2 separate regions of the Mus musculus genome follow, and region 2 is linked to region 1. The links are chromatin loops, found by intact Hi-C in ENCODE. Cell type or tissue: left cerebral cortex. All regions are shown on one strand. Links, peaks and the distances in the headings refer to the core of each region. The heading gives the core; the rest is flanking DNA.

Evidence for each region. A loop is a pair of places that touch in the nucleus more often than their neighbours do. Peaks named below come from ENCODE experiments on the same cell type or tissue, not always from the same donor. Only the 100,000 strongest peaks of a DNase experiment are listed, where the experiment ranks them.
Region 2: a loop joins it to region 1, with 6 times the contacts of the local background. A loop is called at or near these places in 3 of 42 quality-filtered maps.

The regions. Positions count from the first base shown.
Region 1 is chr13:31,797,990-31,803,360 of GRCm38, forward strand. No RefSeq gene overlaps it. Among named protein-coding and RNA genes, the nearest start is that of Foxc1, 6.0 kb to the right of the region's middle. In left cerebral cortex, for the core only: a CTCF peak has its summit at 3,373 (motif pointing right); DNase peaks (open chromatin) are centred at 3,103 and 3,395; H3K4me3 peaks cover 898 bases; H3K27ac peaks cover 326 bases.
Region 2 is chr13:32,335,635-32,341,005 of GRCm38, forward strand. It overlaps Gmds (GDP-mannose 4, 6-dehydratase), which reads right to left and starts at 2,910. Exons shown (of 11, transcript NM_146041.2): 1 at 2,748-2,910. The coding sequence starts at 2,849. In left cerebral cortex, for the core only: no CTCF peak of the experiment used is centred there; DNase peaks (open chromatin) are centred at 2,272, 3,100 and 3,786; H3K4me3 peaks cover 1,820 bases; H3K27ac peaks cover 789 bases.

The DNA.
Region 1 (5,371 bases), core at 305-5,304:
TCATCACAGGGGGAGCCAATAATGTAAACCTTTGTGTTGAAGGAAGGAGGGAGAGAGCACCCAGCAGGCCTGGCCGCTCCCTGGCGACCCAGCCCCCAACCTGCCCAACAGTTAGGCAGGAGTTTGCCATCCTGTGACTTTAAGTGAGAAAATGATGGATGAGCAGGGGTGTACTGCGAGGCAAAAATGGCTAAGAGACTCGTTTCCTTTTCCCATCTGTTCAGGAAGGACGTCAGTGAGGTAGACTAAACATAGGTCCTGCTCAGGGTTCCGAGTGCGTGCCTGTGGCCTGTGTGAACACAGCAGCCGTCTGCTAAGGGACCTTCCTCCAAGCCGTGGCAGACAAAGGCAGTCAGATACCAGCCTGCTGGGCTTGAAGAGAAGCAGGGCAGTCCTAGACTGTCACAGCAGTCGGCAAGGACCTGGGGCTGTCCTCGGGGAGTCTGGCATTGTAGTGGCCACACTTTGTATTGGCCAACAGTGAAGAAATACACTGGATCCGAACTGGGGCTCACGGGCACTTTTCGATCTGGGCACCACTATAGTGGTCCCTACATCCCCTGACACATACATTCGCCCACAGGAAAGCAGAGCCGCTGCTGTCCTTTGGATATGATGGGCAAGCACCTGCACTTCAGCATTGCACTGGGGCATGGACCTAGTCGAGGTCTAGGAGACCAACTGCCCCCGGTGCCTTCACCCCACTGTTGGCCTTTGGCACAGTCTTCCAGACCCAGACTCAGACGCAGACCAAACCCTAGTTGAGCGGTAGAGGATTTCCGAGGAAGAGCCCCTCAGTTCCCCCTTTCTCCGACCTATCCTTCTCCATTTCTGTACTCTGCTTCTACTCTCTTCCCTAGGTAACTCAAGGTCTTCACCTGCACCAGACCCTAGAGCCTTGGTGGGTCTTATGACTAAGGAGCTGATATGCTGTGGCAAGGCTAAACTAGGCTTTGCCAGTACTCCCACTTTGTTATGGGCCAGCTTACTCTTCCAAGCCTCAGTTTCCCTCCTGGTGATGTTAACGGTCTTACTTTGATGATTTTGGCGGCAGGGGCGGCGGTGCACGGGGTGGGGTTGGGGAGCAGTCCTGGCTTGAGGTCCTGAGGATCTAGAAATAGCCACAGCTTTTGCAGGACAAGCTTTGCCAAGCCCCTTGGTCTGAATTTTATAGTAAGGACTGAGAAGAATGCTCCCAACCTTGCCTTTAGGGTCTGCAGCTTCCTAGTTGCAAGGTCCTGTCTGATTGGTCCCTGAGAACAGTGGCTAAGAGACAGCACAGAGCTGGAAGCAGGGCACACGGGTGCTTCTCTATTTTTCATTTGCTGTGCTCGTTGGAAACAACCTTGAAGCAACTAAATAGGGAGAGTCACCAAATAGCTTCCAAAGAGCGAGAAAATACAACTCCTCATTTACCTATCCAGGCTCAGGAGGCCGAGGCAGGAGCATCTTGAACTCAAAGATCGCCTGGACAACTTCGTGATAGGACACTTGCCTAGTGTGTGTGGTCCTGGGTCAGGCTCACGTCTCCAGTGTGAGCAGCTCTGAAATCACGTGTAAGGATGCACGTAAACAAGTCCTGCCCAAGTCCTGTACACTTCACAGACAGGACACGTTAAGTATGGATCTGTGTATAGGAATTCTTCCCATAGTTATTCAAATACAACCTCACAGAAAGGTCTTGTAAAGGGCAGCTGTTATGTGCCCAGCTGCTAGAATCATGCTACAGGAAAAAAAAAAAATCACGATTCACATCCACGTTGTTTAGTAAAGGGATCAGTGACCTGAAATATCCTTAGAAGTTGGCATGTGAGATAAAGGTAGAAATTTGCCATTTGTGACAGTCACTAATTTAAATTTCCCCCTCTTGTTTGCACATAAACTATGTATTTACAAGGGGCACGTTAAGGTCCTCCAGACTCAATGAGTCAGTCTGGGAGGCTATATATCCTGTTGGCAGGTTATTTATTCCCCTTAAGCTTCCCTTCTCTCACGTGCAAGATGCAGATAATAGCATCCATGTCAGGGTCCTTGTGAGGGTTATTTGTAGCACTTGGCAGGATGACAACGTAAGTGCCCCAAGCATCTTAAGTATTCTTATTAGTGTGCTTATTAGTGTCTGTGCTTCAAGAGAGACACAGCCTACCAAACGGATTCACCTTTCATTGGCATTAGAGTGCTACCCTTAACCAAGCTTTGGGGAGGAAAAAAATAGCTGCTTCCCTGGTTGGATGGAGAGAGATTTTAAAATTCCAGCTGTGGTCTTTGTGACCTCAAACAAAAGGAAACCTTTCCTAAAAGTAATTTGGGGTGTAAGCCATGATTACATCTAGGGCTCAGGAAGCCAGAAGCCCAGAATTCAATGCCACACACACACACACACACACACACACACACACACACACAGAGAGAGAGAGAGAGAGAGAGAGATTCTGGATACATTGCCGTATTTTGTAGCTTAAACCTAGTCAATTGTTGGTGTTAAAGAAAAGGGATTGTGAAAGACATAGCTAAATACTATGGTTCAAGTGTCTCCTTTCTTTGCACATGTTTATTTCTATCTACTATTCTGTGGCCACTTGCTTCTGTATTTGTCTTTTTCTTACAGCTTCACTTCCAAACTAAACAGCACTCACTAATCCCAATGCATACCTCCTCAGGTGCCAGCGCTGAGCCTGTGTCTATGTCTGCAGCGTATGTAAATACTGGCGCGCCTCTGCATTGGTAAAGCCGTAGGTGTGCATGGTCTGTTCTCACGCGGTGAGTTGGGGTGTGTAAATGCATGCGGGGGTGTGGGACCTCACCAGCAGCCACCATCACTGCCACTCACTAGTCCTGTTCTTTAAACCGGTTCTTTGGAGGTTCAGTTTTTGGTAATTAAGACTAAGGAGTGTTTTAAAAACAGAAGTACATTTTCCTGGAAACCAGCAGTCTTCATTTGCAACTTTTATTGGCAGACCTGGCGGCCAGTAAATGCATTCCTTGGCATCTCTCAGAAAGTCATTCACTCGGCGAAGTGGCTTTGCCTTTTCTGTAATGTGTACATCAATTTAAAGGGGCCTTCTGGAAGGAATGTGTCGCCGATGGCTGAGAAAGCCCCAATCTCGGGTCACTTCCGACTCTAGGAAGAACATCCCAGATCTATGCCTGCGGGGATGCTCACTGGGATAGGACTAGTCTCTGGGGAAGTGAAAGTTGCCGCCCGAGAAAATTGGGAGCTTCCTTCCAGCCACAAGGTCCTCAGTCAACCTGTCCCCTCACCCCCACCCCACCCCCACTCCCGAGAGGCTCCAGAAGGGAAGGGACCGTCCTTCGCCGGCCTCTGGAACCGGAGCGACCGCAGAGGCAACGCGGAGGTGAAGCAGCGGGCGGCAGGGGGCGCTCGGAGCACGCGCAGTGTTGGGGTCCCGCACGAGCAGTTCCGGAGGAGCAAGACTGGCCCAGAGCACCTAACCGCGGGGAGCTGGGCTCGAAGCTGCCCAGTGGTCCGAGGTTTCTATGTGTCCCCTCCTTTCTTGCCTTTGTCTCCTGGGTAGTAGAAAGCTGCAGAGTCGGAAAGAGGCTACAGGTCCCCGTGGCCACCCCTTCCATCTCCAGTCGCCTGGGAGCCTCAGACTTCGAGCAAGGCTCGCCGCGCAGAATCAAGTGCTAACTTTTTGTATCGTACCTTAAGACCTGCAAACACCCAGCTTTAGTCCAGGGCACCGCGGGTGCCCCCCAACCCCACGTCCCCGAAAATGAGAACTGTGAAACCGACTGCTTCTTGTGCACTCTAGGTCTCCACATTTGCTGACCCAGAGTACAGTGAGGTGCACTATGGGGTGCGACCCAGAGTTGGGGCCAGCTGGGATTGCAGGCGGCAGACTAGGGGTCTCTACGAAGGGCGCCCTGGAAGTCAGGAAGAAAGACCCACTGTAGCACTGTGGTGCCTGAGTTCTTGGCAGGAGACACCGGACCAGCCCTCGGTCTGCAAGGTGCAGCCATCTCCACTGGCCCGGGCATCCCGAATCGTTTTGAGGGTCTGTCCCTCAGAGCACAGCGTTTCTCCCAACACCTATGGACCAGGGGGTGTGGGTGCTAAAGGGCAAAGTTTTCTCTGCAGCCCGGGGAAGGTGCTGGCTTCGCCCCACTGCCCGACGGTCGGCGCCAGTCCGCACCCCGTAGTTCCTGGCAGCGCAAGTCTCCCCGGTCTGGGGACCTGCTTGTATTTTACAGGTCACCCGCGATGTGAGGAGGCTGGGAAATGAAGGGGCCTCTGCCTTCCCAGGCCCTAAAGTTGGCTGCCACCATGAGTCTGTTGGGAATCTGGTTCATGAGGATCCAAGGCACGGGCTTATGCCGGCATGCACGACCCATTCTTTCCCATCGTCTGCCCCTTTTCAAATTTTCTTCTTCTTCTTCTTCTTCTTCTTCTTCTTCTTCTTCTTCTTCTTCTTCTTCTTCTTCTTCTTCTTCTTCTTCTTCTTCTTCTTCTTCTTCTTCTTCTTCGAAGGGGCAGTTTGGCTCTTCATCTACCTCTTCCTAGACAAAGAAAGGCTCAAGTCTTTGGTGAGCAGGCTCCAAAGTTAAAGATTCATTTCTCCTGTGTTTTGTGGCCTCGTTATGGCTCAACTCCACTCTGAACCGGGACTGGCTGTGGAAGTGTGGAGCTTTCCTGTAAAGGGCTGACAAATGGATCCACCCCAGGGGTTAAAGAGCAGGTGTTGGCTCTCTGTCCCTGTAAGCAATTAGAGAGGCCAAGAAGACTAACTTTGAGAACTTGGGAGATGACTTTAAATTATCTCATGCAAACTTCCTGCGGAGGGCCATGTCTAAATGGACGACTATCTGATTAATTCAACCAAACAAATAAGCAGTGTAATCATTTTGTGTTCGAAGTAATCAAAAGACAAACGCCTTTTTTCGTTTTTGTTTTGTTTTTTTGTTTGTTTGTTTGTTTGTTTTGGTAGAAGTCGTTCAAAGGAAGGGGTTGAATTAGAGGAATCCCGTTATGAACGTTCTGCTGTCAAGCCTCCGAAGGAGGAAGTCGATTCACAGGAACTCGCAGCCACCCAGGTGTTTGCCCACCCACCCCCATCCCCACCGCGCGCCTTCTCCCTCTGGTGAAAAGTCACACGGATGACAAAACCTATGTGCCGCCTGATGGTTTGATAACAAATAACGGGCTTTGACCTTAGGACATCCTCCCCTCCCACGGACTTCTGGAGAGGAAAAAGGCCAAATGGAGGACTAAGGGAATTCTCTAAATAATTGAAAGACACCTCCAAAGGGACTTTGCCCTACTTGTCTGTCGTGGTAGCCTCGTGGGAAGTTTCCCATACACACTGCTGGGACAGTTGTCGCCGGCCCAGGCCCACTTCATCTTCCAGCT
Region 2 (5,371 bases), core at 109-5,108, 540 kb after region 1:
GGTAAATGGTATGCCTCACTCCTTATATTAGACTCCTGCCAAGGAATCACAGCCAAATTATCTTGGTTTGCCTACACACCTAGTAATGGTTTTTGTCTAGCAAAAGATTTATAAGAGCCTGTTTCAAAGGATAGGCAAGGACCAGAACCATAACAAACTGAGAAAGCTCTATCCCCAGCACTCCTTCCTCAATACTAAAATACATTCAGCTCCAGGAGCACATTAGATAGGCATATATAGACTCTATAACACAAAGAAAGCCACTCAGAATCACAAGGACAGGTAAGATACTGTGGTGGTTGGTCTGAGTTACAATGGCCCCCGTAGGCTTATATATCTGAATGCTTAGTAGTCACAGAGTGATGCTATTTGAGAAGAATTAAGACATATAACCTTCTAGAAGACAGTGTTTCACTACGATATCTCTCTCTCTCTCTCTCTCTCTCTCTCTCTCTCTTTGCCTCTGTCTCTGTCTCTGTCTCTGTCTCTGTCTCTGCCTATGGATCAAGATGTAGCTACTTCTCTAGCACCAGAACTGCCTACTGCCATGCTCCCTGCCATGATGATATTACAGTCCTCAGGTCATACCCCATCACTGAAGGAAGTCAGGGCAAGAACTAGAGACAAAAACTCAACAGAAACCATGGAGAAATGCTTAGCCTGCTTTCTTATACATCTCCAGACCACCTGTCTCAGGAGTCCCTATCAGTCCCACTATGAGTTGGGCCTACCCATATCAATTATTAATCAAGAAAAAGCCTTACAGACTTGCCTACAAGCAATCCAATGGAGGCATTTTCCTCAGCTGAGGTTTCTCTTCCCAAATAACCCTAACTTATGTCAAGTTGGCAAAAGCACAAGGGAATACTCACTCATACTGTAATTTCCCTTACAGTCTTGAGTAATACTATTCTACAGGCGCTGCCTTTTCATATGCATTGTCTTCAGCTCCTCAAAGATCTTAGTAGGGACAGGATATATATTACATAGCTTGTACCAGAGCAGCCTCAAAAGGCCTGCACACTACAGATGAACATTAAAAATGCATTCTGTTCGTAGTGAAAGTCAGTCAACATTTTTCAAGGCCCACTACCTAAAGCCGTGTGGGAGGAACTAGGATGAAAATGAGAAAATCTTTTCTTAAAGCTGTTGACAAACCTGGTCAACTCAAGCAAGCAAGGAAAAAAATACAGAGGAGTGTCAAGGAGGTGATGTGTCAGGGAAGTGATGGGTAGTAGGGCAGAGCTCAAAGGCATCTAAGTTTTCAAACCTGAAAGCACAGCAGGTGTTTGGAGTCTGAAATGAAATGAGAAACCCAAAACTCCTGGTCAGGAAGTGGTATTTTTAAGTATTGATAGTACTTCAGGAGAATCCTTGCTGGGGGTAGGAGTGGTGGGCACTTCCAAGGCTTCCTTCCCATGAAGTATCTACCAAACAACAGTTTTCAACTATTTAATGAGATTCCACTTCTAAGCTGCACTGATACAAAATGCTGGCCGCTTACATTGCTATACGCCATACTAACATGGCACACAACATCCTAACTCAATTTCTTGATAATACTAAGTGAAAGTTTACTTTAGAGAGTATGTGAATGCAGTTAACATCTGGGCTTAAGAACCAGTCTGAAAACTTGGGAAAAGAGAACCATCTGAAAGATCTCTAGCATTAGAAAAGAGAGGTGACATGGGGGGGGGTGCACAGTTCTATGGTAGAGCACCCCTGAGGAGTCCCTGACTTGACGTTTTTATCCTCAACCCTGGACCCTTTTCCTACCTCTTCTATCTTACTAGTTGGTAAACGTTTATTTATCGAAAGTACCTTAAACAAGATGCAATGATAACTGAAAGAATGATCAGTAGCTAGTAACTGAAATAGTCTAATGTCTGGGAACTGTGTATCTGCTCTTTGGTAAAACGAGAGAACTTTAAGACCACTTCCAACCCCAACAATACACTTCCTACCTGTTGGGCTTCAGGTAATTCAAACTCATTTTCCTCAATCTTAAACTGGAAATAAGGACTTTGTTGTATGGAAGCTAACTAGTCAGTATTAACCAAGTAACTCCGATATGGTAAGTATGCTGGTGTGGGCCATATTAGCTTTATTATCATCTTTACCATCTTCGCTTTAGCATTGACCACCATCAGATGTCCTGGGATACACAGAAAACAGATGCCCTACAGCAAGTAACAAGGACATTACTTCAACACCCCTGAATCTCACTCTACACAACTTGACAAGGCAGTGGTTAGCCTTATCTGTTGCCATACCTCTATGAGATGACTGTCATAAATTAGTCATGCCTAGCATAGGCCATGGGGTCCCAACATTCAAGACAGCACAGCCTAATTACCTCACCCAAGGAGTTCATGCCTTTGGAATTAGAAAAGTCGGTCTCACTTTGGGACTCCACATACTGACATATTCCTCGCCCCTTTCCTTCCCTGCACCAGGATCTACAAAGTACGAAATTCCTTCCAAGAGCTCACTTGGGCTCCAGGAAAGAAACTACAGTCACCCAGGGGACAGGTGGAGCAGAGTGGTCCGGTTGCTTAGCACCACCAGCTCACACCCCCAGAAGGATCAGAGAGCCATGCTGCTGGGGCTGAAGCTGTCCCATCCCGCAGCCGCTCACACCTTCCGGGACTCGTGGAGCGCAGTTCCCGGTGGCACAGCGGCCCTGCGCGGGGAGGCGGCCCACGTGCCCCCGGGCTACAGGCCGCTCGTCCCCGCCCCGCACTCACCTGTCCGGTGATGCCAGTGATGAGAGCCACCTTCCTGAGCTTGCCCATCTCGCCATCCCCGGAGCCCGGGTAGCTCGGGCACTTAGCGGGAGCTTGAGCCATGTCGCCTCAGGCGGGTGAGCGTGCGGCCGAGAGGAAGGCGGAGTGGAACGAGCCGCGGGCCGGCAGGGACCAGGGTGCGCGCGCCAGTCGTTTCACGGAGCTGCAGCGGCCGCCACGGTCTGACAGGGCGCGCGGGAGGCCGGGCGTGGAGCGAGGGGCGGGCCAGCTTAGTCGGGGCGGGCGGCGCGAGCCGGGCTGAGGCCTGGCTGGCGCCGCGTCACTCGCCCAAGCAGCGACGCGTCAGCAGCGCCCCCGACAGCTCCGCCCCTGCCGGGGTCTCCGCGCTGAGCCACGCCTCTCTGGGGGCGGGGCCTGAGGGCGCCGGGCCCCTGGAAGAGGAAGGATGTAAGTCTGCGGTCAGAGTAGAGGATATGGCCTGCATGGGCCTCGGTCTCCGGGAATCCTCATATCGCCCCATGATGCCAGGAGGAATGACGAGCTGACCTTCTCGGTAGGAAAGAGCTCTGAAATCCAAATCTAGGTATCCAAGGCTGGAGTCATCGACCTTATTAAATTTCTAGAAATCTGCTTCATTGTCTTTGTGAGCAGGTCAGTTTTAACATTTCTCGAAGGCACTAGAGTTTCAAGGCTACTCTAACCTGTGAATCTTCTGTGAACATTAGCAGTTTGCTAATGTTTGGACTAGTTTGGGGGTTCCCGGTAATTCCGTTCAAGGAACAGTATTTACTTCGAGGGCTGGAAGTTTCTGGCCCCGCCCCCATCCTGCATAAGGAAACAATTGACAAAAATCCACAGGTCAGTAAAACCTGTACAAATTTCATGAGGTGGGGTTGTTGCAGTGTCTTTTGAACTTGTTTCTATTTAGTGCATGCACACTGACAGATTCACTGACTGAGAAAGGCTGACAAAGGACTCAGACATAGGGACAAGGGTGTAGGGAAGAAACACACACACATACACACGTACACACATACTGTCCAGCTTATCTCTCCAATAAACATCCTCAAACCGTCTTTCCCTTTGCAAACTGAGCTACTAGGACAGGGCCCAATAGAACCTGCTAGATATGATACAAACCTGTAGTTCCAAAACCAGAGTGCCCAAACTCCTCGGAAACATTCCAAACTTTATACATAGGCTTGTCTGGTTTAATATTTTTACCTTTCCTCTAGCGCATTCTATATGGAAAATGAGACCTAGAAGTTGGGGAAATATATTCCTTAAGGCAAGAAATGTCTAAAATCTAGATGATCTTTAACTATTGATTTAGTTTTATGTAAATATGTTGTAATGTAAGGATAAATAGAAAAAAATGAATACTTAGGAGAGATATGTCCCATTTGTTCTGTAGGTCTGACACCTTCTATCATACTAATGAATACTAGGAATTTATCTGTCTAGTAAAAAATTTAACAGAAAAAAATCATAAAAATCAAATATGTATTGGATGTGCTGAGCTATGGCTTGGTGGTAAAGCACTTGCCTAATGGGATTGATGCCCAATAGTACAAAAGTAAACAAATAAAACCAATATTTTTTAGGGCCTGGAAATGCAAAAATAGTAAAGAAGATATTGCAAACTGTCAGAAATAAAAAACTGTGTCCCTTAAACATCCAACCGGTATTTCCTTTATTACCATCCTAGAATCTGGATATTCAAGATCGGGGTTGACTTCCTCTGAGGCCTGTCTCCTGGCTTGTAGATGTCACCTTGCATCTGGTCATGACACACTTCCTCTCCATGTGCTTGCGTTCCAATTTCCTATTGTAAGGACAGTGACTCCCTTTCATTAGGAACCACCCTAATGACCCCACATTACCTTAATTTCCATTTAAAGACCATAGCTCCCAGCCAGCCAGATGGCCTGGTAGGTAAAGGCGCTTGCCATCCTGAATCTAATACCTATACCCACATACTGGGAGGAGAGAATGAAGTCCTACAAGCTCTCCTCGGCCACACATTTAAAAGAAAAAAATAGTAAACAAAGTAATTAAAAATAAAAGGTATCCAATTACCAATTACTTTTTGTTTTAATTATTTTTATAAAGTTTTTTGTTTTGTGATTTTGGTTATTTATTTATTTATTTATTTATGGTTTCCTTTGTTTTATTTTTAGACAGGGTCTCATGTAGCCCAGGGCTGCTGGCCTGCAATTCATTATATAGCCAAGAATGACTTTAAGTTTCTTTCCCCCTGCCCCTACCTCTTGCTTACTCAAATTATATGCATGGACCACTACACCATGCTTATGTGGTTCCAGGGATCAAACCAAGGATATTGTATATACTAAACAAATACTGTACCAACTAAACTATAGCCCCCCCCCATTGCCTTTTTTTAAAGACTCAGTCTTGAGGTGATGAAGTCTTACACTTCAATATATGAAATAATAGAGAGACACAATACATCTCCTTACAGACAAAGGGGAAAGACTTTTCTTGTTGGTTTGGTTTGGAAGCATGGAAGACAGTTGGTAGTGGGCATCATTGTAATTCCCCAGTAACCTTAGGGGAATGTGTGCAGTCAGCATAGGGACTGGACAACATGAGATTTCTATTAG